2 separate regions of the Homo sapiens genome follow, and region 1 is linked to region 2. Evidence: chromatin loops called from intact Hi-C (ENCODE). Cell type or tissue: body of pancreas. All regions are shown on one strand. Links, peaks and the distances in the headings refer to the core of each region. The heading gives the core; the rest is flanking DNA. Region 1 has its middle 56 kb from the start of KCNIP1. Region 2 holds the start of LOC124901132 (a long non-coding RNA gene).

Region 1 (14,983 bases), core at 3,569-11,568, 170 kb after region 2:
CAACCAATTGGTTACTTATGGGTATGTTAATTTCTATATAGTTGTGAGTTTCCAAAAGTTCTTTCTAATTTTATTCTTTGTGGCCAAGGAACAGATTGTGTATAATTTCAGTCCTTTTAAATTATCGAAGCTTGTTTTGTGGCCTAGCATATGGTCTATTCTACAGAATGTTTGATGTGTACTTAAGAAGAATATGTGGGCCAGGCATGTGGCTTGTGCCTATAATCCCAGCACTTTGGGAAGCTGAGGCCCATGTATCACCTGAGCCTGGGAAGTTGAGGCTGCAGTGAGCCATGATCACACCACTGCACTCTAGCCTGGGCAACAGAGTAAGATCCTGTTGAAGAAGAAGAAGAAGGAGAAGGAGAAAGAGAAGAAGGAAGAAGAAGAAGGGGAAGGGGAAGGGGAAGGGGAGGAGGAGGAGAAGTAGGAGGAGGAAGACTTCTGTTGTTGGGTGGATTATTCTATAGATATCCATTAGGCCTAGTTGGTGTATAGCTTTGTTAAAATATTCTATTTTCTTGTTGATCTTATGTCTAGTTGTTCTATCCATTATTGAAAGTGAGGTATTGAAGTTTCTAAATATTGCTGAGCTGCCTATTTATTTATCCCTTCAACTTTGTCAGTTTTTGTTTTATGTATTTTGAGATTCTATTTTTAGGAGCATATTTGTTTATAATTGTGGTATCTTCCTGATATTTTGATACTTTTATTATTATAAAATGTCCCTTTCTATCTGTATTAACATTTTTGTTTTAAAATCCATTTTGTCTAACATTGAAATAGCTACTCCAGGTTTATCTCTTCTTTTTTTAAGAACAATATTTTTTTAACCTTCATTGAACTTTGTAGTGAGGGTAAAAGTAATAGAAACATCAAATGAATACACAGACTAGATAATCTGTAAAAATAACTAGTTCTTTATGTTTACACAGAAGTCTGTCACACAGATTTCAGAATTACATAGCTTAAAGAGTTCTAATTATATAAAAACATTCTTAATTCTGAAATATTTCCAACTTCCTACTCATTTTTCTTAGAAATCTACAGGCAACATTTCATAGTTTTACCAGGTAAAGTTTAATGTCTTTTCATATGATCATCAGGAAGTTTTCTAAACTTCTCACCTGCATTCTTAATTCTTAGTCTGTGTAAGACAGAGTACAAAAACCAGTTCTCCTGGGCATCAGGTATCTCCTGACTTATAAGTAAGGGTCTCTGGCAGGATGCAAACATTTTAGGTCAAGGCCACTTCTTGGAATTTGTTTCAGGTTTAGGTACACTCCTCTAGTCCTTCATTACATTTAATGCCAATCTCTTTGTTTCACATTGCTCATTATCACTTGGAAGAAGCTACCTGTATGCATACCAAAATTTAATTTGTCCCTTCCTCCCACCTTTTGTGAGTTAATTATACTCACTTCTTCGAGTCAACCATGAAAACAAATGCACTTCTTGAGGATTTTAAAGAAATTTGGGTGTGTTGAGAAAGAAAAGACCTTCTAAAACTGCAGGACGTTTTCCTCTTTTTGCAAAGCATGAATTATTCTTCTAGGAATAAAGCTTGCTTTCCTGTGAATGGATTGAAATCTGGAGCTAGCTAACCTTCTTGAGCAGCTGTAATAGTTTTCTAAACTGTGTAACAACTAACATACCTTTATGATGTGACAGTTTCTGTGGGTCAGAAGAATGGACACGGTTCAGCTGTGTCCTTTTCCCCAGGTCTCACAAGACTGCAATCAAGGTGTTGGCTGGTCTGTATTTTACTTGTCAGGCTCAACTTGGGGAGAATCTAGTTCCAGCCTTACTCAGGATGTTGGCAGAATTCATTTCCTGTATGTGTAGAACCAAGGACGTCTGTTTCTTGCTGGGTGTTTGCTGGATGCCAGTCTCAGCACCTGGGCTTCCCACAGCTCCTTGCCACGTGGAAGTCTTCATCATGGTTACATACTTTGTCAAGTCAGCAAGGAGAATCTCTAGCATGAATCTTCCATCATAAAGGAGCCACATGATGTAATGTAATCACAGGAGTAACGTCCCACCACCTCCGCCATATTCCACTGGTTAGAAGCAAGTCACAGATCTCATCTACCTTCAAGTGGAGGTTATTACATAAAGGTGTAAATACCAGAAGGCAGAGCTGATTGGCAATTAATTTAGGGTCTGTCCACTAGTCGTGTTGGAGTACTCCTTAAAAGATATGCCCCAAAGTTACTTTCAGATTTTCTAAAAAGGAAACTGGAACCAGGAATGTGGTACCCCGCTAAATGATGCCTGGAAGTGCACCTGTTTTCTTTGGTGGTATGGTGGCTGCAATATGTGAAAACTGCCTTTCCCCATCCTTCAGCACTAAGCCAGCACATTGGAAGATGTGACAAAGACCATTACATTGAAATAGAGGCCACTTCTCTAATAAGGCAACTTTCCTTTAAAGTTAAATTGAGAAACTAAGTGACTGGATGATATCCTTTTAATGGCTGCTGAGCGTAAATGCATTTTGAGAGCAAATGCTCCTTCAGGAATGATCATTTCTAATGTTCTTTCAAGTCGTCAATTTGGAGGGTGAAGAGGAATGTGATTAGAAGACCAAACTAACAAAGAATTTTGAGACCAGCAAAAATGTTGACTGCACGGACGTATAATTTAAACTGCCAAAGTGCTAGCACATTTTTCATGCAAAATATACTTAATCAGTAATAATCCTGTTCCTCAAGAAGGCTTCTAATATGTTTTATTGCCTTTTTAGATTTTTCCCCCTTCATTTTCTAAAATATAATCATAGTTCAGCAACTCCATCTGTGAACGATCCAGCGATGAATTCTGGGTGGTAATGATGTACAACGAGTGAATAACAATTCCTTAATCACGCTGTTTCCTCTGTTGTCGCCTCATTTGAATTCCTGGTTTTCAGAAAATTCAATTATAGTTGCAATTTCATCAAGAAATTACTCAGACAAATAACTGACAGAGAGTAACAGTTCGCTTCTTTGTCAGGATAAAGGCAGAGGGAGCAGGGTGGGGAGAGAAGTGGCAAAAGACAGATTTGATTAAAAGTGTCGTAAAGAAGTTTTGCTTTCCTGAGAGGCAAAGGAGAAGGGTGACAATTTTACAGCCATGGATGTCAGCTTGGCCTGAAGATGGGAAGTGACAGGAGCCCCTAAATGAAACTTCCTCATCCATCAAGGCTGGCCTAACATCCCTCTCTGGACCCATCACCAGCTTTTGTTGACATTTATGAGGCCCCAGCCCTCATTCCAGGCAGAAATTTACAATGGGCAATCAGAGGTGCCCATGGCTACCTTCATCATCTGAGTTTCATATTGAATTCTGTAGCCATGCACACTAGGCGCTTTCCGGTTGCTAAGGAGAAGCCCTATCTTGACTTCAACGTTGCCAATAAAGATTCTCTGAGTTTTCGAAGAAGGAGATTAATCATCCTCCTCAACTAACATCTGTTGGCATTCTGTCTCCATTGGGTGATTCAGCCCATTACCCAACCACTGTCAGAGGTGATGCAAGCACCACACAGTGCGTCTCTAATCCACACTCAAAGCCTGAATTTTGTTCTGTTCTCAGTCCCCAATGCCACCAACCACGTTTCCCTCTGGGTCTTTCCATGGGAAGCAGGCCTGAGGAATGGAGACGGAGTCACAGGGGTGTCCATGGATTGGAGTGATATCAGCAGGACTTATGAGGATGGCCTTACAGTTACCACTCCATGACAATAGCCACCAGCCCAGGCCTGGGCAGGGCAGCTCCTGGGATAGAGAGTGTCTGCTCCATGCTGCATGCTCTTACCTCTCTGGAAGCAGATGTAATCATCCAGTGATAACATTCTTTTTCTCAAGGAATATTAGCTGATCTCTTTCCAGATGAGACATGCCCAGTCACGGACACCCAGGACAGCAAAGCTTGCATCTTCCCCCTGCAAACACACACACACACACACACACACACACACACACACACACACACACAATGCAGGAGAAGCTGAAGCAACTGTCCGGAAAACATATAGTATGTACAAAGTTGTCTACTCCAGCTGATGCTCCCTATCAGAAATACATTTCTCACTATCAATTAGCTTGCAGAAATTGTTTAATTAGGTATTTTTTTTTTTTTGCAAGTTCAGGTTTCTGGGAAATGGGTGGTGTCAATGCCCTTTAGCCAAAGACCAGGAACACACCTGCAGTTGAACGGAGCTGGGTTTATTGGCTCATTGCAGCAAGGAGATTGTGCACTGTGGGGAACAGTGAGGGGTCTTTGTGAGAGGGTGTTACGAAGAACTTACAAAAGGATGGGGGCTTGTGTTAAGTGACTAGGGAGGGTTCAATTGGATGCCATCAGGCAGTAGGAATCATTCTATAATTGGGTACCTATAATCTTATCTATAAGGTAGAAGGACTAGTGCAGGGCCAACATTATAAACATTGGTAAACAGTTACTCCCATTAGCCCAAAAAAGCGGGATGTCTGGTCATTTTTGTGGTTTAGACAATGTTCTTGTTTTATCTGCGTTTAGACATGACTACGAAGTGCTCTCGATTTTGTCTTGCTCCAACACAGTCAGAATAGCCTTGTCTGATGTCAATGTTCTGTGAAATTGTTCAACAGGAGACAAACTGTGAGGACCAGGCCAGCTCCCGTCAGTTGGGGCTGCTTGCCTCTTTCTCAGCAACAAACTTTTTCAAGGTTGTGATCCCCTTCTTCATATCCATGCTCTCGGTAATCGCACACACTCTTCTAAATACTAAGCACCTTCTCTATGGCAAGTGTCAGGTGATGGGACTGGAGCACTGAACGTGTCAGCCACAGTCCCACCCTCTCAAAGCCCCTGGCCTTGCAGGGGAGATAATCACGATGGGGTGTGATGAGCGCTCAGCTTGCGATCCGCAGGATTTTATCAGCCTCAAAATGGAAGGGATCCTGCGTGGCCAGGGGAGACATTCTGAAAACCGATAGAAGTTGGCCAGAGAAAGAGAAGGGGGAAACTGTTTCTGGGGATCGGGGCGGAGGTGGTCGGAGCAACTGGGTCAAATCTTTAATTCTTGAGATGTGAGAGCTACAAGGGGTTTACAGGGGCAGGAATGAGGGGTGTGGGTGGATAGCAGGCAGGAGCTAGAACACAGGAGGCCTTGCAAGCCCTTCAGAGGAGTCTGGGCGGAATTTAGCCTATGGTGAGTAATAGGGAGCCACGGAAGGGTTTTCAGCTAGGGAATGCTGTGGTCTGATTTACATTTTCAGGATACACCTACAGAGTGACTGTGAGAAAGGAAGACAGACAGGGGTGGGTGGCGGAACTGAACATCTTGATTTGTGAGTAGATGCGGGGTCCAACCCGCAGACCCTGGCTGAGTGATGGATGAAAAAATGTATGCAGACACAGATTTTTTGCCTGGCTGCACGGCTAAGGGACTGGGCCACTCACAGGCACCGAGGAGGGTGCTGTAAAGAGTCAGCAGCTGCAGCCTTGACAAGCTGGTGCTGTGGGCATATATTCAGTACAGATTTAATGACAAAGGCTTTGAGTCAACACACTTGTGGGTAATTAACATGGTGGCAGGGGGTGGGGTGAGGGTGGGGTGGGGGGTCGGGCGATCCTTTCCCCCAAGAGAGCAGTCCTGAGCATGGATGATTAAAGGCCATGTTTCAAGGCCTAAGTAAACTAACTTATCTAGATTAATTCCCTTACACTTCCTTGTTATTTACTCTGAGAAAATTCAGCTGCCTTCAGCCAAATCCTTTCCCAAAACTTTTGCAAAACCTCCCGGCCTTCCAAGAAGGTTTGAGTCTTTCTATAATTTTTATAATTTTTCCTACCACCCTGACTGAACTCCTACAAGTAGAGACCCCAGGCCCTATATGACTGCTTCTAGTTATCAAAGCAGGAGAAGGAACTGCAAAGGAGGGTGGGGTCTGAGGGTAGAGTGGAATTAGCTGACCCATTGCTCAGGAGTACCTGGCAATGCTGCTACTTCTAATCCCAACTGGTGTCCACTCAGCATTTAACATACACCGCCGGCACTGTTCTGTTCTAAGTTCCTTATGTGGATTATTGTATTGTATCAGCACAATAGCTGTATGGAGTAGGTGCTTCTAATTTTTAGCCCTAGGTTATAGGTGAGGAAACTGAAGCACAGAGAGGCTGAGCAATTTGCACATCATCCAGCTGCTAAGTGGGGCAGGAGTTCAACCTACAGCAGCCTGATTCAGGACCTGCCCGATTTTCCTCTGGACTCCTTGGAGCCCTGGAAGTGCCAGGCTCTGCCCTGCACATTGTGCTCATCTGGGCCTCAGAAAACTGTGGTCCAAGGGTGTGTGGAGCTCAGGGAATGTCAGTGCCCGAAGCACAGTTTGGAAGTTGAGGGCTACTTTTCAGGAGTTGGGACAAAGAGCTTAGAAGCTCAGCAATTATGAGGAAGCTCCTGTAACTTAGCAAGTTGCTATCTTTGAGTCTGAAGTGTCCAGTACGGGGCTTGCTGGTTTTGCCCTAGAAGTTTGAGTGTAATAAATGTGTATGAATGAACAAATGGAGAATGAATGAATGAACCAACTCACTACCTCTCTTCTAAATAGATGGCAATAGGATATTGTGCAGATGAGACAGGAGAGGGCTAGTGTCTCATTTCCAAGGACACTTTCTTATGGAGGCACTGGAATTGCCACTGTGATGATGTTAACCCACAAGGAGAATTCGCTTCCTTGAATTAAGCATGAAGTAGAGTGCTGCATGTGCTTCCCAGCTGCGTAGCCCTAGACGGGTCCCTTACACTCCCTGAGCCTCAGTGTTCTCATCTGTAATACGGGAACAATTACCTTGTAGGGTTGTTTTCATAATTATAGAGTATATTTTAAGTGTCTGTTAGGCATTTGGTACATAATGGGTGCTGGGTAGATGAAAGAAGATATGGAAACGAGTCATTTTTGAACAGTTATAAATCACTGAAAAGTATGGCTTTATTCACTACAACCAGAGGGAAAGAGGGGTGGGAAACAGGCCTTGTTGGGTCCAGACCAGCTCATACACTATTATTTGTTTGCAATGCCTTTTCACTTGTGGCTTTTTATCTTGCCCATTCTTGAAAATTGCTAAAGAAATGGGCCTTCTCTGGTAATTGTTCCTTTTGGTGGTCAGTATTCCTCAGGCAAGTCTCTCCATTAGCATCACCATGGCAACCTGCCCACTCAAGGGGCTTGCAGCCCACACTTCCCCCAGGGAGTAAGCAGCCACTCCTCCAAGCCCCCAGGGCCTCCATGGCTGGTCAGAGAAAAGGGAGCACAGCAATGTGAGCACTTCTACCTGCAGGATCTGGGATGTGGGCGTAAGAGGACACGGGGCCTGGCGTACAGCAGATGTACAAGACATGCTGGTAGAAGTGAAATGAGGCAACTCTATTTTGGGGTTTCCTGGAACAGGGCAATTGCCCTGAGTCCAAAAACTGAAGCTGCTCCATGCTGCCAGGCAGTGATAGTGGGGGATCACTCTGGCCTAAGAGAGTTCAATCCATCCACTCATTCAACAATATCAATAGGCTGGGCAACTATACTAACTACTACTAACAATGATGAAATAGATGCACTTCTGTCCTCATGCAGCTCACAGAATAGTGAGGAAACACAGAAATAAACAGTAAAATCCAGGGTCAGGATGCTACTAAGAGGAACATGCAGGGTGGTGTGGGAGCCCAGATTTGGGGTGATCTGGGAGGGCTTCTCAGGGGAAGAGTCTTCAAGCCTGACCCTTGGATGACTGGGTAGGAGTCATCCAGTCACAAAAAGAGGGTGAATGCCTGCTCCAGGTGAGAGAAATGACATGTGCAAAGGCCTCAAGGTGAAAGGGAATAGGATGACTTCAACTGGAAACTCAAGACAACTTGTCTCAGTCAAGGTCTCATTTGTAAGCAACAAACACGGAGTCTGGCTCCTCCAAGCAGAAAAGGGATCGATTAAGTGACATTCGTTGGCCCACTGAAATCTCTGAGAAACTAAAATAAATTCAGAGGCTACGGGCCAGGAGCAACCCTTGAAATAACATGACGAAACTGGCCCTGTGAAGACACCCCCGTCTTGGCTGCTGGCACTGATTTGGTGGCTTGCATGACCAACATCCCTGAGGCTGAATTCTGGATGCTGCCCCTGGGAGCTAGAGGCCACGCACCTTGTGCCACCCCCTTCACAAACGGGGTCCTGTGTGGTTCCTAATTCTTCAAGTCAGAACTTCCCATTCAAACTCTAGGGCAGAAGGGTTTGATTGACTGAGTCTAGCTCATTTAGGCTCACCATAGCTGCAAGAGAGGCTGGAATGGAGGGAACGTGGCATTTCCAGCTTTATGATGAGAGGTAGGGTCTGCTTCATAAAGAAAACAGGAAGATTCCTGAACATAACTTGAACATGTGAGTGCCCGTGGTCCTGTTATTTGACCCAAATTCAGTCATTTGGGGCAATAAATGCCCCCCTCCCAATTCTTCCCCTTAGTCCCCTTTGTGGTTTGCCTCTCTCTTGCAGTAGGAGCTTTCCCAGCTGGCATACAGCAGATGTACAAGACATGCAGTAGGAGCTTTCCCAGCTCCTACTGGGATGTTTTTGAATTCCTACTCTATGAGTGAGGCGTGATGCCAGGCATGAGGAATATTCAGATGAATAAGAAGATGGAGATTCACCTGAGCTTCAAGGGGGTGAAACATCAAATGGGAGAGATATCTGAAGAATGAAAATAAACCTAAATTAAGCCATTGCTTAATGCAGGAACACCTATTACTCTTTCGGCATGTAGAGAGAGGAAATTTGGTTCAGTCAGGACCTGGAGCAGGTTCACAAGTCTTTTCACAGGATCCCCAGGGAGGGACGTGAGGGCCCAGTTAAGCCATTTAGTAGAGTGCTGGGGACAGATGGAGATTTGGACATGTGGCAGGTCCTGCCTCACCTAGAACTGGGGAGAAGATAGAAGTGGGAGAAGTTGAGGCTGGGTGCAGTGCCTCATGCCTGTAATCCCAGCATTTTGGGAGGCCGAGGCAGGAGGATTGCTTGAGCCCAGGAGTTCCAGATCAGGATGGACAGCAAAATAAATAAATAAAAATAGCTGGGCATACTAGTACACCTGTAGTCCCACCTACTCGTGAGGCTGAGGTGGGAGGATTGTTTGAGGCAGAAGTTCAAGGCTGCAGTGAGCTATGATTGCACCAATGTACTTTAGCCTGGGCAACAGAGCAAGACCCTGTATCTAAAAAAGAAGTAGGGGAGGTGGAGTGTCAGGAGCTGTACCCAGCACTGTGATTTTTTTTTTTTTTGTCAGCAAGGTCAAAGGTTAGTACACAAATAACTCAAAGCAAGACTTGAGCTCAGACTTCTCAAAGAGAAGATGCAATTTGCCCACGTTCACATAGCCTATGTAAGAGTCCAATACCTTCAAACCCAGTCTCACTGCACTACTCAATAGCAGCAACCTTCAGAAATGGATTTTTCTAGGCGCAGAGTTTTCCAAGTCTCACCACACAAAATAAAAGGGGAGAACATATCCCGTTCTCTGTCCCGTGCTGCCAGTGAGGGTAATGACTGACGGCCGAGCTACAGGGAGACTTCCTGGGCGACTGTATCGGCCAGCTACTGCTTAGAGAGTGCTCAAGGGTAGGAAAGAGAGGGACAGGAGCTGCTCCATGCATTTTACACTGTCAGTTTCTCCAGGTCAGGCTGCATGCTTATGAAGGACTGAATGAAACAGAGAGCCATGTGGCAATTTCCCTTGTCTTAGCACAAACTTTCTGGATACTGGGCAAATCAAACTGTCTTCACCCAGGGAAGGGAGCAGAGTGTGCAGTGATGAATTAGGATTAAAGAGTTAGGATTGAAGGAACAATGTTGCCCAATGCAGCCCTTTCACCTTCTTTAACCTCGGTAGTATGGCCTGGCTTTAGGCCCTGATAATTTAGATCCAAGGAGATCTCTACAGATGGAAAGGGAGCGGGGGATAGTGAGAAGGGAGAGGTTAATTGTTGCCGGATGAAATTCGGGAAGGCTGACTATGTGCCTGTGAGGGAAGGAGGCGAGCTGCTCTCTCCTCAGCGAGCATTCAGGTTCACATCCAAGCTCTGACACTTACTAGCCATGTGGTCTTCAGCAAGTTTTATCCCAGTACCTCAGTTTCTTCATTTGCAAAGTGAGAATGATAACAGGAGGAAACTTGGAAGGGAACTGCGTGGCCTAATAAATACCAGCAAAGTGCTTTGTAAACAGTAGCTGCCACCCCAGGAATCCACCTCGGGATCCGCAGTCCTCTCACTCGCAGCCATGGTGGCAGGCACTGTCCAAGTCTTCTCTTGGCTTGCCCTCTGCTTTTCCAGTTGGCCTGATACAGTCATTGACTCTCCGATCAGCAAGGACCATCTATTCATTCATTCATTCAACGAATGAGCATCCACATGCATCTGAGGCAATTGGAGACAACAGTGAAGGAGGCAGGCCAGGCCCTGCCCCCTTAACGGGGCTCTGTACCGGATGTGTAGGTGCTCATGTGATTATAAAACCCTGGGCCCCACAGGAAGGAAAGTTCCCGCCTGCAGTGACAGAGCTGGCCAGTGACGGCCAGGCACATGTACCTTGTTCATCACCCTTGTGTTTCCAACCTCACTGGCACAGGGTAGCTGCTCAATCAATACTTGCTGAATTGAAAAAATGGATTAATAATGCCTAGCTGAGTGCTCTTTCATGACTTCCATCAAAATAATTGGAAAGCGAGGGTTTGTGTGGACTGAGGATTAGTGCTTCCCACCGTGTGGCCCCAACTCAATTCTCCCTCTGCAAAGGGTGGGCTGAGGCAGCTGGAGGGGGTTTTATTTCTGCTCTCAGGCCACTGCATCTGGAGCCAAAGTAATGCAACAATGTCAATCAGAAATGCCATTCTGTCCAGATAATCACATAACTATCCTTGCCCGCAGATCTTCTCAGGTACTTAGTCCTGAGGTCTAAAGGAAACCAGACTTGGGGAAGAAGGTTTTTTTTTTTTTTTAAAAAAAGAAAAAATATAATTTGTAGACACTGGTAGCATTTTATTCAGAATTCAACAAATTATATGCCTCACTTTTGTAGGGGTTGGGACAAGAATCCAAATGGAAGCTGTGGTAGGCAAAACAGTGGCCCTCTAAAGACATCCGCATCCTCATCCCTATGCCTGTGAGTATGTTACCTTGCATGGCAGAGGGTCACAGAGGTTGTGGATGGGATTAAGGTTGTCAATCAGCTGGCTTTAAAGTGGGAAGATTACCCCGGGTTATCTGGGTAGGCCTGTGGAATCCTCTGGGTCTTGACAAATGACATAGGGAGGCACGAGAGAGAGAACAGAGGTAGCAGCCTGAGAAAGACTCGGCCCAACACTGCTGGCTTTGAAGACGGAGGAAGAGGCCATGAGCCAAAGAATGGGGTCAGCCTCTAGACACTGGAAAAGGCAAGGAAACAGGCTTCCCCCAGGACCCCAGAAGGAACGCAGCTCTGCCAACACCCGGATCCAGCCCAGGGAGAGTCATTTTGGATTTCTGACCCCCAGAAATGTCAGATAATAAAGGTGTGTTGTTTGAAGCCACGAAGTTTCTGGTCATTTGTTCCAGTGGCAATAGGAAGCTAATACTGAGGTCCACTTACCACATCTGCATACTTAAAGTTATGAATCAAGTCAATTACTGGTTAAATACAAAATGTTCTACATTAACAGATATATCTTCTTAACCATTTGGGTTTGCAAATTTACACCCACCTGGGAGGTCCTCACCAGAACCTGGCAGTGTGGAGAAAGCAGACCCCAGCCCCCACCCCTGCCCTGGGCCTGACTCCCTTTCTCTTCCTTCCACTTCCTGCCCATTTCTGGAGGGGCACATGCCTGTGGGCACCCCCCGCCTGCTGCCCAAGCCCCTCCATGGCTCCTGCAAGCAGCTGCTTCATTTGCATCATGAGATGTCCTCAACAGCACCTTCTAGGGTGCAGATCTTTTTGCTGCTGTGAAAGAGGGGCTTATGCAGAATGACATTGTCAGTCTAGACATGTTTCACACAGAGGAGAACTCAGGACGAGGACAGGAGTGGTGGCAGGAACTCAATCTATTACAACAAGTTTTCTGATGTAGTTATGCTCCAGGGATGTAGAATCCTGTGCCTTTGTGTGTAAGGAATCCTTTCTACAAAACCCCTAAGAAATAATCATTCTACCTGTTCTTGCATATGCCTTCCACAGGAGGCTCACTACTTTACATGGCCATCTCTCTAATAGTGAAAAGGTTGAGGCCAGCCCTGCTTTCTTCCCACTTCCATGAATTGGTTTTGACCTTGGCCTCTGCACCTCCTTTTCCCAAGGTTGATTTGGTTTCCAAGCCCTCCCCATGCATTGGAACTGTGGGGTGTTCACCGAACGTGTAATAAATAGCAGGCTTTTGTTCAGTAGGGTTGCCTCTCTCAGTAAATAGTCACTTCAGGGCCGGGGGGTGGGGAATGAGCCATTTTTATGTGGCAGCAAAACACAGCTGCTCATCAACTTATCACTCAGCTGTGCCTCGGTGGTGATCCAAGCCACCTTTGGGTCTGGACAAGAGGGGTGCCTACCATGGAACCCCTGCTTTAGACCCTCTCTGACCCTCCACTAGCTGAGCCCCTCCCCACAGGATGAGGGAAGGGAAAGGGCCAAGGTGGGTTTGCCCACCCAGAGCCCACTCCCTCCTTCTGTCTAGACCAGGCTCTGGGTACGAGGACCCCAGAATCCCCTATCCAAATAGGCCTGGGGCTGATTCCAGGACCTGTCCAGGCCTGTTTTCTGGGATTGTCTTTAATCCCAGAAATCCTGAAGGCACAGGATTCTACATCCCTGATGCATAACCACATCAGAAAACTTGTTCTAATAGATCGAGTTCCTGCCTCCATTCCTGTCCCCTGTCCTGAGTTCTCCTCTGTGTGAAACATGTCTACACTGACAATATCATTCTGCATAAGCCCCTCTCTCACAGCAGCAAAAAGATCTGCACTCTAGAAGGTGCTGTTGAGGACATCTCATGACTCAAGTGGGGTGATGTCTTCTCCAGATTGTCTTGGCAGAAATGGGAAACTCCTGAGTGTAGTGACCTAGTGTCTTGAGAGTCCTGCGTGGTCCCCAGAGCCAGACAGGGCAGGGCGGAGCTAGAAGGCCTTTCCCTGGAGAAACTCATCCTGAACGCAGAACGAGGCCCTGTCTCTCCTTAACCTGACATGAAGGCCCAGGGTCAGGGTGGATCCTAGATGGTTTGGTCCAGAGCCCTTTGCAGACAAGAAAACTGAAGCTCAGAATAGGACAGCGACTTGGACAAAGTCACATAATTAATGCCACCATTTCTAGGTACAAGACCAGATTCCTTTCCAGGGCCACTGGGCCCCTGAGGATCTGGCCCCGATGACCTCTCCAGTTTCACAAAGGCTCCCAGCTATGTGGCCTTTTCTCTGATCTCTGAAAGGCCTCTGCTTACTCGGCCCCTGGGGTCTTTGCAACGCTGTCTCCTCAAGGGCCTCAGAGCTCATGTGGGGCCAAGCTGGGATTTGACTCCAGGGTGCACCGTCTTAAGTACTGCACATGTCAGTGGGTGAGGATGCTTCATAAAGGTTTGGGACGGACAAAAGCTTGAGAACAATCTTGGCTGGGGCACTGAGTGGTGGCTTCCTCTTCCTGGATAGAGTATCAGCTATGCTTATTGTAGTAAACAGTAGTCAGCAGTTGTTCATTCTTTTTTTTTTTTTTTTTTTTTTTTGAGATGGAGTCTCGCTCTGTCACCCAGGCTGGAGTGCAGTGGCACGATCTTGGCTCACTGCAAGCTCGGCCTCCTGGGTTCACGCCATTCTCCTGCCTCAGCCTCCCGAGTAGCTAGGACTACAGGTGCCCGCCACCATGCCCAGCTAGTTTTTTTGTATTTTTAGTACAGACGGGGCTTCACTGTGTTGGCCAGGATGGTCTCCATCTTCTGACCTCGTGACCTCCCAAAGTGCTGGGATTACAGGCGTGAGCCACGGCGCCCGGCCCACTTGTTCATTCTTTAAGACTACATTTTCTCTCAAAAGCCAAGCCCTGGGATGGTTCTGGATATACGGCCCTCAAGGAAAATCTGCAGTGGGCTCTAGGGCTGCAGGTGCCTCTTGCCTCCTGGGCTTCTCAGTCTCGCACCTGAGTCCCTGGCTGAGATAGAAACACCATTGATCGCCTGCCACACAGAGGTACAAAGTGCACAAAGATACAAACCCTGCACGTGGGCACATGGGCACCAGAGGCTCACAGATGGGCCCCCCACCCCTCCCCAGCACCAGAGGTACAAATGCTCTGAGGTGTCTGTGCCCTCAGGGGTCTCGTTTGTTCCACACTCCCTGGAGCTAGCCCTGTTATCTGAATCACAAAGCCTCTCTACAAAGCACCAAGTTCTCACTGCTTCCTACTAGTTAGATTTTAGACAGATCTGTGTGTAACTGTGCACACACGGTTGCATGAAAGGGGCTTTGAGTTCTGATCCCATCCCTGCCAGGGCAGAGGCCCTGCTGGGCTGGGAGGGCAGCTGGAGGAAGATCAGTGCAAACTGAAAATAAAGTTTAGTTATAGGAACTAAAGGAAGCCATGTTTCTTACACACCTGAGCATGCAGAGACTAAAATTCATGCCTGTTACCCATGGTCACGTCTGATCACTGACAAAGGGCGACGGCAGACCGAGGGAAGGAAGCAAGAACAGAGACATGGAAGGGAGGAGCTCAGACGGCAATGGGAACCAGGGCATTGGGCCAGGGGGAGAGAACACCTGTGAGCCAGCAGCCCAGCCTGACTCCTGGGTCCTCCATGCTGTCCAGAGCGGAAGCTTCATCCAAGGACATACCCTCCACTTTTCCATTGCCTTACAGCTTACAGGTTTGTACATCGTGATCTCAGTTAACCCCCAACTCTCCCTGGAGGTAGGTGCTATAAATTTCTGCACTTCAGAGATAAGCAGATGAGGCCCAAGTT
Region 2 (14,983 bases), core at 2,885-10,884:
TGTGATGAGAACCGAAGTGATCAGAAATATAGGAGAATAGCCAGAGATGTTGTAAAATGATTGTAAAATGGAGAGGAAGGAAAACGAGAGAATACAGTTAAAGATAGAGTTTGGAGAAAGGAAGGTGTTTGTTGTTTGTACCCCTTCGTCAGTCAATCAATTGGTTACCTTCTGCTTCACTTAGTTGTTAATTCATTTCCTTCCTCCTCACCTCCACTTGACTCTAAGCTCAGCAAGATCAGAGACTGTTCCTTTTTTCAAGGTCTCTGCTGTATCCCCTGCACCTAGAATGGCTACTGGAGAATGGCACATAGTAGATGCTCAATAAATATGGTTTGGATTAGTGAAAGAACAACAAAATAGGTGCTCAAATGTGTTGATTTATGGGTATGACCTATTTGATTATGCTGTTCGAATCTTTTATTTTGTACTCGAGGAATGAGTTTGCCCTGGTTAAAGTAGCCCAGAAAACCTGGGCCCGGGAGCTGAGAGGACCAGGGGATGGATTGCCCAGGTCAGGGCATCAGGCCAGGGCCACTATTTCCCAGACACGGGGCCACTGGAGGCAGGGAGCATAGAGCCTCAGGGAGTCGGTTCCTTGGGGCTGGCTGGGCGTGGAGTGAAGGCTGGGCCTGGCCTCAGTTCTGGGACACAGGTGTGGCTGAGCTCCTGCTGAGAATAGATTTGGAAGGGCTGGAGGCTCAGGGCCCCCAATGTAAGACCTCCCAGTGTCCAAATGAGAACCTTTTCCTGAGTACTTGGGCCCCGCACTTGACATCATGTGCGTTAGTCTTCAGGCCACCAGAAGGGGGCAGCGCCGTCACGCCATTTTGCAGAGCCTTGATAAGCCCATTTGGAGTTCAGCCCCTCCCGCCATCCTCACTATCCCTTTTCGTCCCAGACTTCTTTACCTGAAACTTCATGAAGCACTTTTCGCATCGGTTTCGTCTGAGGGGAGAGGTTGGGGAAAGGAGGGTGTATTTGCCTCTTAGGGTCACCATAACAAAGTATCACAGGCTGGGGTGGTTTAAGACAGGGGTCCCCGGGCAGGTCGTGGTGGCTCACGCCTGTAATCCCAGCACTTTGGGAGGCTGAGGTGGGCGGATCACTTGAGGTCGGGAGTTCAAGACCAGCCTGACCAACATGGAGAAACCCCATCTCTACTAAAAATACAAAAATTAGCCAGGTATGGTGGCGGGTGCCTGTAATCCCAGCTACTTGGGAGGCTGAGGGAGGAGAATGGCTTGAACCCAGGAGGCGGAGGTTGAAGAGTCGAGATCGTGCCATTGCACTCCAGCCTGGGCAACAAGAGCGAAACTCCATCTCAAAAAAAAGAAAAAAAAAAAGACAGGGGTCGCCAATCCCCTGGGCCACGGATGGGTCTGTGGCCTGTTAGGACCCCGGCTGCACAGCAGGTGAGCTGGCGAGCAAGCATTACCGCCTGAGCTCCGCTCCTGTCAGATCAGCCGCCGCATTAGGTTCTCATAGGAGCATGAACCCTATTGCGAACTGCGCATGCGAAGGATCTAGGTTGCTCACTCCTTATGAGAATCTAACTAATGCTAATGCCTGATGATCAGAGGCGGAACAGTTTCATCCTGAAACCATCTCCCACCCCACACACCCTGTCCGTGGAAAAATTGTCTTCCACTGAACCAAAACCGGTTTCTGGTGCCAAAAGGGTTGGGGACCACTGGTTTAAAGCAACAGCTACTTATCCCTTCCCAGCTCTGGAGGCTGGGAGTCTGAAGTCAGGGTGTCAGCAGGGCTGTGCTCCCTCCAAAGGCTCTAGGAAAACCCTTCCTAGGCTTCCCTGGCTTCTGGTGGCCCCAGACACTCCTTAGCCTCGCGCTGCATCCCACTAACCTCTGCCTGTCTTTGCACACAGCCTTCTTCACTGCCTCTCTGTATCCACTCTTTTTTTTTTTTTTTTTGAGACAGAGTCTCACGCTTGTCACCTAGGCTGGAGTGCAGTGGCGCGATCTCGGCTCACTGCAACCTCTGCCTCCTGGGTTCAAGCAATTCTCTTGCCTCAGCCTCCCGAGTAGCTGGGATTATGGGTGCTCACCACCACACCCAGCTAATTTTTGTATTTTTAGTAGAGACGGGGTTTCACCATGTTGGCCAGGCTGGTCTTGAACTCCTAACCTCAAGTGATCTGCCTGCCTCAGCCTCCCAAAGTGCTGGGATTACAGGCGTGAGCTACTGGCCCCGGCCTGTATCCCTTCTTTTTATAAGGACATCAGTCACTGGATTTCGGATAGACCCCAAATCCAAGATGATTTCATCTTGAGACCCATAACTGAATTAAACTTGCAAAGATGCTATTTCTGAAAAAGGTCACATTTGAAGGTTCTGAGTGAATATGAATTTGGGAAGGACGCGGCTCCACCCACCACAGACGGAATCTTGATTGAGAACACATTTTGCTCCAGGGACCGTGCAAAGCACCTTCATCCTTGACAAACTGGAAGGGAAGCAGTATTATTTCCAGTTTTGTTGTTTTCTAGACAAGGAAAGTGAGGCTCAAAGGGATTCAATGACTTGCTGCAAGTCACACGGCTGCTTGCAAGGGGAACTGGGACTGGAACTCAGGACAGCAGACTCCACACGTCTCTATACTGGCTTATGAGCAGCTTGAGGACAGAGGTTTTGGTCTTCGTCGTTCCATCTCTCTTCTCCTCTCATTTCTGGGCCTAGTGCTCTGCATACTGATGGCTTTGAAAACTGATAAAAAGAAGGGAATAAGGCCAGGTGCAGTGGCTCACAGTTGTAATCCCAGCACTTTGGGAGTCCAAGGCGGGAGGATCACTCAAGCCTAGGAATTTGAAACCAGCCTGGGCAACACAGTGAGACCCTGTCTCTACAAAAAATTGAAAAATTAGCTAGGCGTGGTGGCATGTGCCTGTGGCTCTAGCTACTTGGGAGGCTGAAGTGGGAGTCACTTGAGCCCAGGAGTTTAAGGCTGCAGTGAGCTATGATGGTGCCAGTGCACTCCAGCCTGGGTGACAGAGCAATAAATCAATACATAAATAAAAATAAAAATAATAAAGAGGAGTATGACTGACCTGCAGAGATTCAAGTGCTGACCCTCATGGCTGCTGGGGTGCTCACAGATCTCCCCCACACCACACTCTGTGGGGACAAGTGAGAATGCCCTCTCTTACTACCTTGCTGCATCTGCTCCACTGAGGAACGTTGCAGCCCCTATAATCTTAGATCTACACTAGCCCTGGAAAGCAGGAAGGGCAGCCATAATGATGATAAAAATCTCAACCACAGCTGCCATTGATCAAATGCCTACTGGCCTACAGGGTCTAGGCCAGACTGTTTCTATGCCTAATGTCTTGGAATCTCCAGGGCAGCCCAGCTAGGTGACCCTTAGTATCCCCATTTTGCAGATGGGAAAATCGAGGCTCAGAGAAAAGAGTGTGACTTTGGGAGCTTGGAAGAAGTTGAGCTAGGATTCTGGCCTGAGTCTCCCTGAGTCTGGAGTTGGTGTTCTTTCTGGGGCCTATCTTGCTTTTTCTCCAGCTTCCCTGCCACAGCTTCCCAGTGTGACCAGTGATGGACACCTCTAACACATAGCAGACTCCCTCAGTAAAGGGAGGAGATGGAAGGATCCTGGAAGCAGAGCATACAGGCTGTCAGTCAAGAGGATACCTGCATCCTTGGGGAGGGCCCTCATGCCTCTTTGAGCTTTAAATGATTTAAGAGGGGGCAGAAGTCATTTCCTGGAGATCCAATTAAGGCAAATGAATTTGCATCTCCTAAATCGGCTCACAAAAATCTTGACATGCTCCCAGTGGATTTGGGGGTGAGTTTAGGAGGGTTGAATACCCAAAGAAGATTTTTTAAATTAGTCAAGATGCTTTTTGTTTTATTTCTCCAAAAATTCAACCTGATACGGCTTTAAAAATAGAGAGAATCCATTACATGGAACTAAGAAGTCCATAGATCAGGCAGGCATCAGGCACAGTTTGAGCAGGACTTTGGCATCATTTTCTGTGATGCGTAGCCCCTCCCCAGGCAAGTTTTGTTATCATGGCTAGTTCCCTCATGGTAGCACAATGGCTGTAGCAGCCCCAGCCCTTACTTTTGCAATAAACTCCTTCCAGAGAGAAAGAAAGCATCTCTTTCTCCATCCAACAAACCAGATTTCTGAGCTTAAATCTTATCGAACTAATTTAGGTCAAGTGCCTTTCCTGTACTAATGATGAAGGCCTAGAGAACCAATGGAATTAAGCTGCTGGGTTCAAGCCCATCAGAGCCTATTCCTGGAGCTGGGAGTGGGATGATTCCATCTCAACTGCTACAGGACAGGGAAAGGTTGGTGCATGTGTTGGAAGACACATCAACATCCACTACAAGGCTCTCTAGGGACAAGGGAAGTGGAACTGATATTCTTTGAGCACCTGCTATGAACTAAACCCAATGCATTTTGACAACATATTGCATGGTAAATAATTTTACTTCCATTTTTGAGATGAGTCAACGGAGACTGAGAAGTTTGTAGCTCATAACACTCTTGAAGTTAGTAAGTGGTGGACTATGGGTCCAAACCTTGCTCTTGGCATCTTCTGAAGGGTTTCTGGCTCTGTTGCCTCTCTCTCCTTCTTCAGACCCCTCAACCCTCCTTGAAGTTGGAGAGCTGTGATTGGGGGATGCTGACATAGTGATCTGAGGATTTCTAAAGGTGGACAGAATCCAGTGTTAACAGTGCCAGGAATTTGCAGAATATGCTAATTTTCCCTGGCACCATGACTCAATATTCTCCTCATCAGATTGTTTGGCAAAGGTACCAAGAAGGCAAGAAGTTTATTAAGGTCCCATAACAACTAATTATGGGCCAAGAACAGCAAGAGCCAGGAGGCCTGAGTTCTAACTATCTCTTATCTCTGTTGCTTTAAAATGTTCCTTGTATCCTGGGCTAAAGTGTTTCTGTTTTTGGCACTGATGGATGCTGTGGGCACCTTCATCCAGGCTTCTTTGATGGGTCTCATTTTGGTCAAGACACCTTCACCCCAGGTCTGATTTTGAGCTCCTTGGGGCCTTCCAGAAACTCATTCCAATCTAGCAGACCTCCTTACCTGCCTCCTACCTGAAGGCTCCTGGCAAACCTTTGTGTCCTTCGGGGTCTTACATCTCATACCTCCCTTAGGAGGGGCAGGACTCATTTTCCCTGGGGGACAGAAGGGGAAACTGAGGCTCAGAGAGTTAAGCTTCTTGCCCAAGGTCATGATACCTGATGACCAGAGACAGGCTGTGAACTTGGGTCCATCAGACACCAGTGTCCAAGTGTGCCTCTTCTGTGTGGGGCACTGGGAAGAGATTTGAAGGGAAGATGGCATGCCATCTGTGTTCTGAAGGATGAGGGAAAAGTTAAACTATTAAGTGATTCTTTCATTGATACAGGGCTTTTCAGATTAGTGTGTCATTGCCCATGGAAGCATCCATTCATTCAGTTATCCATCCGTCTCTTCAACAGCTGTTTATGGAACACTTACCATGTGCTAGGCACTGAGGATACACTGTTGAAGAAACACACACAGTTTCCCTGCAGGGACCTTCCTTCCAAAGCTCTGAGAGCTTGGGAGGGTCCCCAGATCTAGACAGTGTCCCCCATGACTGCAGCTCTCCATATAGAGCTCAGTAGGAATGTGCTGTCTTCTCTATACCTTCTATTAGAAGGAAAGAAGAGAAGGAAAGAATGAAGTAAGAAAGAGGACAGAAACCCTGTCTTTATAAAGGGCTATGCTCTCATTATATAATGTCTCAACAGTAGTGAGAGACACACCAGATGTCAAATCATCATTCCCATTTGACAGACTAGGAAACTGAGGCTTGGCCAAATGATGTGATTGGTCTAAAAAATCACACATATTAAGTGAGTGACATTACTAGGATTCACTTTGGTCCCCAGACTCCTCAGTTACATTGCCCTTCATGCCAATCAGATGGCAAAGGGGAAAATGTCAGTTAGCTCCCTCCCTCCCTCCCTCCCTCCCTCCTCCCTCCTTTCCTCCCTCCCTCCCTCCCTTCCTTCCTCCTTTCCTCCCTCCCTCCCTTCCTTCCTTCCTTCTTTCCTTTCTTTTCTTCTTTCCTTTCTCCCTCCCTCTCCCCCTCCCTCCTTCCCTCCCTTTCTTCCTTCCCTCCTTATAAGAGATATAGAGAAGATGATGCATTCTTGCTAGGCTCTATGTGGAGAGTTGCAGAGTCATGGGGGACATGACTTTGCAACTAGACCTAGGGACCCTCCTGAGCTCTCAGAACTTTGAAACCAAAGTCCCTTGCAGGGAAGCCGTTAGCATGCCTGCAAGTCATTGCAGCCAACCCAGGGTTTTTAATCAGGCAGCATTTAAACCATCCCATTTTGTCTGTGATTACGCCCGGATGTTTACATCATTTATAATGAGACAAATTGGGACAAATTGCCAAGGACACTTATGTAAATGAAACCAGCAGAAATGCTCCCATCTCCAGTGGTCGGTTGGAGGGCTTCTTTCACTTTCCTTTCTCCCCTGGGGATGTCGTGGAGAAGAAATGGTACTTTGTATTCTGAAAACCTCCTCCCTGGGCAAACAGACTATTCCCTGTAAGACAACTGTTTTATATCTCCGGTTGTAATTCTCTCCTGCATCTTATTTACTCTCTCACCTACCTCGAAGGAAAAGTAAGTGTGCAATAGATGCAATCACTTTAATTTTCTCTGCCATTCACTGCACAGAGAATGGGTTAGATCTGCATTCCCTGGAGGATCTCTGCAGAACTGTAGGTGGGTCATAAAAAAAGAATCCTTCATTCAATTTAGTTTGGGGAACAGGGCTACAAAAGTTAGCCCAGAGTTTTTTCCTGCAGGACATTTCAGAGCCTTTGATATGCTAATGAGCAGTGAGACTCTTTAAGAGCAGATGGTGCTTTTAGGACCCTGGAGGCCCCATTGCAGGAGATCTTTTAGGGAATTGAGCAGAACCAGCTTTGGGAAAGTGCTGTGAACACTATCTCTAGAAGGGCCTGGACCCCCTCTGTCTGCTGTAATTTGTAAGGCTGGTGGCTTAAGATCACTTAGAGTCTGGAGGGTGAGGTCCCTCAGTGGGCAGCAGGCAGCAGCAGCCAGGGACATATGGAAGCCAGAAGATCACGGTGCATTGTCTGGAGGGGTCAAAACCTGACAGTGGTCCAGCTTTCCACTACCCATCTTAACCTGCCGGCTCAAAGAGATCTTGCTTATCCGGCCTTTTTGTCTTTGTTTCTGCTGTGTCCCTATCTGGGATGCCTTCATGCCTTCTCTCCTCTCCACCCTTCTTGTCCACAATGCCCCAGTCTGAGTGCTGACGCTTTGCAGGGAAGGCCTGTTATCTTGTAATGCTACCTTGTCTTCCCCTCCAGACCTGGGGTCTTCATTGCAGGGACCCTGTGTTCCTATTTTAGCTCAGAGAAAATATTTGTTACACATTCACTAGGTACCAGATTCTGGGCCCTAGAGATACCAAGACAAATAAGACATGGACCCTGGCCAGAAAGAGTGTGCTGCTTGGTGGAGGCGACAGATTAGAAATCCCAGTTACAACTCAGTGTCATAACTGGGGTGATGAACAGGGAAAATCAAAGAGCAGAGGTGGGCAGAGGGGACCCTAGCCCAGCTCAGGGACATCCAGGAAGGCTGAATTCCAGAGGACATTCAATCCAAGCAGTGGCACAAGGCAGAAGTAGGAGTTAGCCAAGTGAAGGCAGGTGTATGGAAGCATGTTCCAGGCAGATGGAATAGCCTGGGCGAAGGTCTAGAGGCAAGAGAGAACATGCAGGTTTAAGAAACTGGATGAAGGTGCAGTGTGGCTTCCTTTGGGGCAGCATGGAGGGTCCGAAACTGATGAGTGCCAGATTGAGTATCTAAGGAGGATGCTGAAGAGGAGAGCATGGAACCCCACCTCTTTCACATTACAGAAGGAAACTTGGGCCAGAGAGAGGTGGGCTCTCATGGTGAGCACACAGACGTGAACGCAGAGATGCCGCCATCCTTACCCAGCCCCTGCAAGGCCTTCCTTCCAACCTGACTCTGAACAAGAAATTATTTCAAAATGAGAAGCATGCTCCAGACTGAAGGCCTGTGTCCTGGCCACTGTCCTATCTGTCGAGACAGTCATTATCCACCTTAACTACGATGATGTGAAGCTCCACGGAGATGGGATGCCTTTTCCCTTTGATCCCTGATGAATCCCAAGGCCCACCTCAGTGTGCCTGGCCCAGGGTAGGTGCTCAGAAAACATTGTTGACTAAATAAATAAATGAAGAAAACAGTTATGAGTACCAGGCCCTTCTACATTTATGATCATCTTACCAATTCTCAAAACTACCCTATGGAATAAAAACTGTTATTCTCAATTTTTGGGGAGGCTCAGAGAAGTGAGTGATTTGAGCCTATAAGGGTTCCATCATCAGCCATTGGAAAAGCCAGGATTTGAATCCAAATGTGCAGATTCCCACTACTCCATATTTAAAGCCCTATCAAGTAGACATGACATTTCTCAAAAGGCTGCCCCCTGTGAAAGTGGTCTTGTTCCCAAACATCTCAGTCCTGCCTCTTCCAAGGCTGATGCAACTCTCGCCTTTCTGGAGGAAAAATAATAGTAAAACAACAACAAACCCAGCTACTGTTTATTATAGGAAGCACTCACTATGTGCCAGATGCGTGCCAGGACATTACTTGTACCAACTCAATTAATCCTTACAACAACCTTATTATGTAAGTACTATTAGTATTAGTGCTTTATGTGTCAAACGCCATTTGACACATAAAGAAACTGAGGCAATTTAAGTAGTTCCAGGTCCCAGTGTATGAGTGGTGAGGTCTGAATGCAAGGACAGCAGCTGGGCTTAGAGCCTGTAATCCTCTGTTACCATGGCAAGTGGAGGGTACCAGGTGCCAGGGAGTCTTCCTTGCCCTTTGCCAGCTTTAACCTGGTGGAAAAGCCCAGGCTGCTGGGATTCTCCCTGCAAGGAACTAGCAAGATCGGGATTGTGACGGTGATGAGCCTTTTCCTAGGACAGACAATTAATCAGGAGTATTAATGAAAATGCCAGCTCCATGATTGCAGAAACTTAAGTATTTTATTGGGAACTGAACTCAGGCCATTAAAATGTTATCACAGGCTTGTCAGTCTGCGTTCCGTGTGCTTCTGCGAAGGAGCCACGGTCTTAATGAAACTGTTTGGTGCTTTTGGAGCTGACGGTTCCTGAGTGTGCTCTGCCAGGAAAGGTGATTCACCACAGTAGCTACGTGCCCAGGCTGTGGGAAAGTGGCTTTCATGTTCTGTTTTTTCCTTTTTTTGTTTTTTGATTTTTGAGATGGAATCCCACTCTGTCGCCCAGGCTGGAGTGCAGTGGCGCGATCTTGGCGCACTGCAAACTCCACCTCCCGGGTTCAAGTGATTCTCCTGCCTCAGCCTCCCGAGTAGCTGGGATTACAGGCGCCTACCACCACGCCCAGCTATTTTTTGTATTTTTAGTAAAGATGGGGTTTCGCCATTTGGCCAGGTTGGCCTTGAACTCCTGACCTCAGGTGATTCACCCGCCTTGGCCTCCCAAAGTGCTGAGACAACAGGAGTGAGTCACTGCACCCGGCCCATGTTCTGTTTTGCTTTAACCATCTGTGAAGCTCCTACCTTACAGCACGCACTGAGAGGGGGTGTAAACAACAGAGAAACAGGCCTTGCCCTCAAGGAGGAATCAAATACATAAAGATGGTAATGTGGATGTGCAGGAATGCAGTGATGTTAGAAAGCTCAACTCCAGCTGAAGGTGGATGGGAGGCTTCTGGGAAGAGACAAAACAATGCAAAGAGCATTTGTTTCCTGGTGAGTTGCTTCTCTCCCTCCAAATCTGATAGGGCTGATTGCAGAAAATGGTTATCTGAAGGTTTAGTGTACAACAGGCATTCTCAACGGGGGAGAGAATTGGTTCTTGTGGGAATGCACGTGTGAAAAAATCCCCTTTTTACGTTTAAAAAACAGATTTTGCATAAAGTATGTAAACAGAGAATATATTTCTGGTATTAAAATTTCATGGTTGGTTGGGGTGATTAAGAACAAAAAGTCTCAAAAGGCAATGATGAAAATGAAGTTGAGATCACTGGCAAGCTGCCAACACTTAGAAGATGGCACCACTGGAATGCATGTGTCCTCCTGGCCATCTGGCAGATAAGAAACTGCATGAATTATAGCCCCTAGTGAGGAGGGGGCCCTGAAGCCTCAGACAGCTTCCACTGCCTGCCGAATGGGCTGACTGTGTTTACAGCATTCCTTTTCTCCCAACCCGGACCAGTAGCATCCTGTCAATGGCCCCATCTGCAGGGAATCAGGCTTTCCTCCTGGCTGCGGCAATATTTAGGAAGATGATTAGGGCAATTCCCAGGACAGGCAGTCCTTCCTCGCCAGCTGTTCCCATCTGCTTTGTGACACAGCCAGATGAACCATGCCTCCCCGAGGGACACATCCTCAACAATTGTGTTTCCAGGGACTTGTTGGTGGCTATGCAGGAATTGAACACTTCACTTCATCACCTCCCCAGTAGACACCGGAGCTGGGGCCATCTCTTGTTGAACTTATTCTGTTCAGGCTGGAAGCCACTGATGCATTCATGCTTGTTCCCTCTCCAGGGCCACAAAGAGCCAGCCACACAGACACCAAGTGGCCCCTGTGAAGGATTCACATGACACAACAATACCCATGTTTGGGCCTTGAGTTCCCTTTTTAAGAAGCTCTTTGTCATCCTTCGTGGTCTAATATGACCTTTTTTTCTGACACTTCTTTATAAATTTAGTTATTTATTTTATTAGTAAGAACAGGCTAGGATCTGTGACAGTAACAACCCCCAAATCTCAATGACTTAAAATACAAAGGTACATTTCCAGCTCCCGGCCCTCCCCGCCTCCTTTTCTTCCCTTCTCTTCTTCCTCCTTTCCCTGTGGTCTCCCCAACTATTTCTCTCCCTCCCATCTCCTTCAGGTTCAAATCTTGGCTCTCTCACTTATTAGCTGTGTAGTTTTGGACATATCACTTTATTATTTTCATGCCTCTGTTGCTTAATCTTTCAAGTAGGGGGCATTAATAGTACCTATTAATGGAGTTTTGGGAAGCTAAATAAATTAGTGCATATAAAGTCCTCAAATCACACTTGACATAAAATAAGCACTCAATTAATGTTTTGTCTAATTATTAGCTATTTTACTCTGTCTCCAGGGAAGGGATGTGACAATGAATTAAATAGGCTTTCCCCTCACAGGCTCAATGGATGGAGCGATGGACACACACAGGTAGTGGCAGGGATCCATGCAAAACCGGTGGGAGGCGAGATGAGGAATCCAGCAAGAGGCAGAGAAGGCCAAACATGGAGAGAGATTTAAGCTGGAATTTCAGGGAAACACAGGCATATGCCAGGTGGAGACAGGGTGGAAGGGCATTGGGAACAAAGGGATCAGCTTCTGGGGATGTCTTCAACAGAGGAGAGGCACGTTCAGGTGTGAGTTCTAGAAAAATGTGCTATGCTGGGTGTGTGTATGTGAAGAGCGGATGGGACCAGGACTTAGCCCTGGGGCGCAGAGGAACCTTCAGGAGGCTATTGCCACAATCCAGGGAGAGAGGAGAGACCTGGGGGAAGGAACCAGCGGGCCCTATAGATTGACTGGGTCTTGGGAGGGGGTGAGGAGTCCACTAGAGGTTTCTAGCCTGCCCCACTTGGGGGAAGGGCAGGACACACGGCCATTATCTGAAAGAAGATACAGCATGGGTCAAATTGAGTTCTCTGAATTACAGCCGGCCACATTTGCTAAAAGCCCAGCCTCACATTGTCAGGCTGGAGCAGGGCGATCCGTCTGTTCTCCTCCTGCCACCATGACAACGGGACTCCACTCCATTAAACCAATTTACTCCATCTTCCTAGACTCAGGAAAATGGGAGCGAGCTCTGGGGAGGCCTTCTGATTCCTGACCTCTGGCTCACCCTGGGAAGCACTGCCTCTTCAGCCTGCGGGCAGAAGACTGGCTGGCTGTCACTCTCCCAAGCTGTTGATGAGGTTTCAGCCATAGGCTCTGGATCCTCCTCTCTAGTCATCCCCATTAGTCTCCGAAAGGGAGCCGCCAGGAGAGCAAGTGCCTCTTACTGGTGATGGCTTAGTTACGCTAATTGCACTTAATTTCTCTGTGCTGTGCCCAGCAGGGGCCTGCTGAGAGCTTGCTAGGCATTTTGCACAGCTGGCTGGCCCTGGAAACCAAGGCATGTGGCTAGGGAGGAAATTTGGAAAAGGGAAGGGATGGGAGAGTGGCCTAGAGTGGGACCCACTCCATGTGGGGTGTTTTCTGGCCCCTCGTGCGTGCAAGCCTTCAATGTTGTCATTGGGTGTCTGTCTGTCTGGTTTCCCCGTGGGCCATGAGCTCGCTGGTTGCAGAGAATCTCTTGTGGACATGATGTGTCTGGCACATATGGAAACCTGACAGGGTAGACAGTTAAGTGCTTGTGGATTAATCGAGGTGTGGGGCCATTATTCACTTGAACATGAACTCCAGGAGGAAAAGTACTTCTGTCTATTTCATTCACTGCTGCATATTCAGCACCTAGGCCAGTGCCTGGCTCGTGTTCAGTTAATATATATTAACAGAATGAATGAACAAATCCTCCCTTCCAGCACTTTGCACAATAGGTGTGGTAGACTGTCATTCAGTAGCGATTCTCCCTTCTCTCTCTGTCCTTCCCAGCCCCACTGCCTGTGGGCTTGGCTGTGTGACTTGCTTTGACCAATATGATGATTAGGAAACCAGGCCTGACTCCAAAGTTCCTGCTCTTTCCTCTGAAAACGATTAGGTCAGGAAGAGGTTACCCTTTGAGGAAGGTGGAGTGGGCTTGGGAGGTGTTGGGAGGTGGGTGTGCCGGGTTCCTGGCAGGCAGCCAAGGCTATGGACTCCAGGAGAGAGGGAAGGCTAGAGAGACACATGCTGTCTGTGTCTTCGACCCTGAGTGGATGTATGTGATACCTCCTTGCAAGGGCTATGTGGATGATTCCACATCTTCTGACCTTTTCCTGCTCTAATCAATTAACCCTAAGCTCTCTGCCATACCCCTCTGGACCTTGGCTGCACTTCGTAGTGTGGTACTTTTCATGGGAATTGACCTCACCTTTCGAAGATGCTGTGGGGCCCAGGGGAGAGAAATGAGCAGCACCAAATGTGAGTATTTGTTCTGCTTAGCTCTTTGGGTCCAGGGCAAGCCAAGTCCCTCTTGTAGCCTGGACTCTCACAGCTATAAACTAGGGGCTTGAACCAGATACATTCTAAGCATCTGTCCTGCTCTAGTTCTAAAAACTGATGCACCTGCTTCCTTCCTGCCCAGCTGGGGCTAAAAAATCAGAGACTAGAATTGCAATATGAGAAAATATCTGCAAGATCCTCAAGAAACACTTGATGAATTTGAGTGCCACTGTCAAGCCAGAAGGCCTGGAATCAAATCCTGGCTTTGGCACTTAATACCTGTGTGACTTTTGAAAAGTCAGTTCATTTTGGGGGGAACTCAGTTTCCTGATGCAGAAAATGGGTAATAATAACTACAGTGCAGAGCTGTTTAAAGGCAAATGATATAAGTGAAAGAACCCCGCACATACTAGGTACTCAGTAAGTTTGGAATATGCATCTGAACAATAATCATCCAGGACAGATGGTGGCAGGAGACATGGACATAGGTTTGATGGCTTGGAGGTTTACCTACAGGAAACACACTCTAGCAGTTCATAATCGTGGGAACATTTATAAGGACTCATTAGCATACTAAGCACCATACTAAGCATACGGTCTGTTAGCCCATTGAATTTTTACAGCAACTCCATGGAATACATAAAATAGTCATTTTCCTCTTATACATGAAGAAACTGAGGCAGAGGGAGGGAATTAAGGGAATTGGCCAAGGTCACTCAGTTAATGAAAGGTGCACCTAAGATTCAAATTTGGGTCAGCCTGGCTCCAGAGTCCTGGCTTCTAACAGCAATGCTGGGATATTCTCCAGGCTTTCACTACTCAGAAGTGTGCATGAGCATGAAACCAGCCCATCATGCTGTGTGTCTGGGTGACATAGCTTGGTGCCTCTGGAACTAATTTCATTAAGCTGTGCCTTGAGAAGGTTTCATGAGTGTATGCTAAGTAGGAAGTTAAGAAAAAGGCCTATTAAGTACATGATGGTGTTTATAATGGGGATTTGGTCAATATAATAGCTCACTGTGTCATGCAGAAATTTCTCTGCGATATCAATGTTAGAAGCTGGTGTGTATTTATTCTAACATAAGTGGTTCGTACTCCTCAGCATGTATCATCATCACCTAGGGGGCTCGTTAAACCAGATGCCTGGGCCTGACTCCCAGATTCGAGGGTGGAGAGGGACAATCTAACAGGTTCCCAGGTAGTGCTGATACTGCTGGTCAGGAGACCATGTCTTGGGAACCACTGCTATAGAGATTTACCTAACAGATCTTGTTTTCTTCTTTGCAAGGGCTGCTAGGAAGCTAAAAGCCAAATTAGGACCCACCCCAGCAAGAGCTCATGCATTTTCCATTCTAGCTTTATGTCCAGCTTCCTTTTTTTTCTTGCATTTTTCCATTTGTCACAATTTACTGACTTAAATGAATGAGCAAAGTAGTATTTGTTTATTTGTTTGTTTGTTTTTAGAGACAGGATCTTGTTCTGTCATCCAGGCTGGAGTGCAGTGGTGTGATTATAGCTCACTGCAACCTCGAATTTCTGGGCTTAAGACATCTTCCTGCCTCAGTCTCCCAAGTAGTTGGGACTACAGGAGTGTGCCACCATGCTTGGCTAATTTTTTGTATTATTTTTATTTTTTGTTTTATTTTTAGTGAGGTCTCGCTATGTTGCCCAGGCTGGTCTTGAACTCCTGGCCTCAAGTGATTCTGCTGCTTTAGCCTCCCAAAGTGCTGAGATTACAGGAGTGAG

Evidence for each region. Hi-C counts contacts between places; a loop is a spot of excess contacts. Peaks named below come from ENCODE experiments on the same cell type or tissue, not always from the same donor. Only the 100,000 strongest peaks of a DNase experiment are listed, where the experiment ranks them.
Region 1: a loop joins it to region 2, with 4 times the contacts of the local background. A loop is called at or near these places in 49 of 110 quality-filtered maps.

The regions. Positions count from the first base shown.
Region 1 is chr5:170,440,719-170,455,701 of GRCh38, reverse strand. It overlaps a transcript of KCNIP1 not described here. Among named protein-coding and RNA genes, the nearest start is that of KCNIP1, 56 kb to the left of the region's middle. In body of pancreas, for the core only: no CTCF peak of the experiment used is centred there; no DNase peak of the experiment used is centred there.
Region 2 is chr5:170,609,574-170,624,556 of GRCh38, reverse strand. The region is part of intron 1 of KCNIP1 (potassium voltage-gated channel interacting protein 1); the gene reads right to left. It overlaps LOC124901132 (a long non-coding RNA gene), which reads right to left and starts at 5,965. Exons shown (of 2, transcript XR_007059045.1): 1 at 5,091-5,965; 2 at 4,453-4,690. RefSeq lists enhancers at 698-992, 12,060-12,796. In body of pancreas, for the core only: no CTCF peak of the experiment used is centred there; no DNase peak of the experiment used is centred there.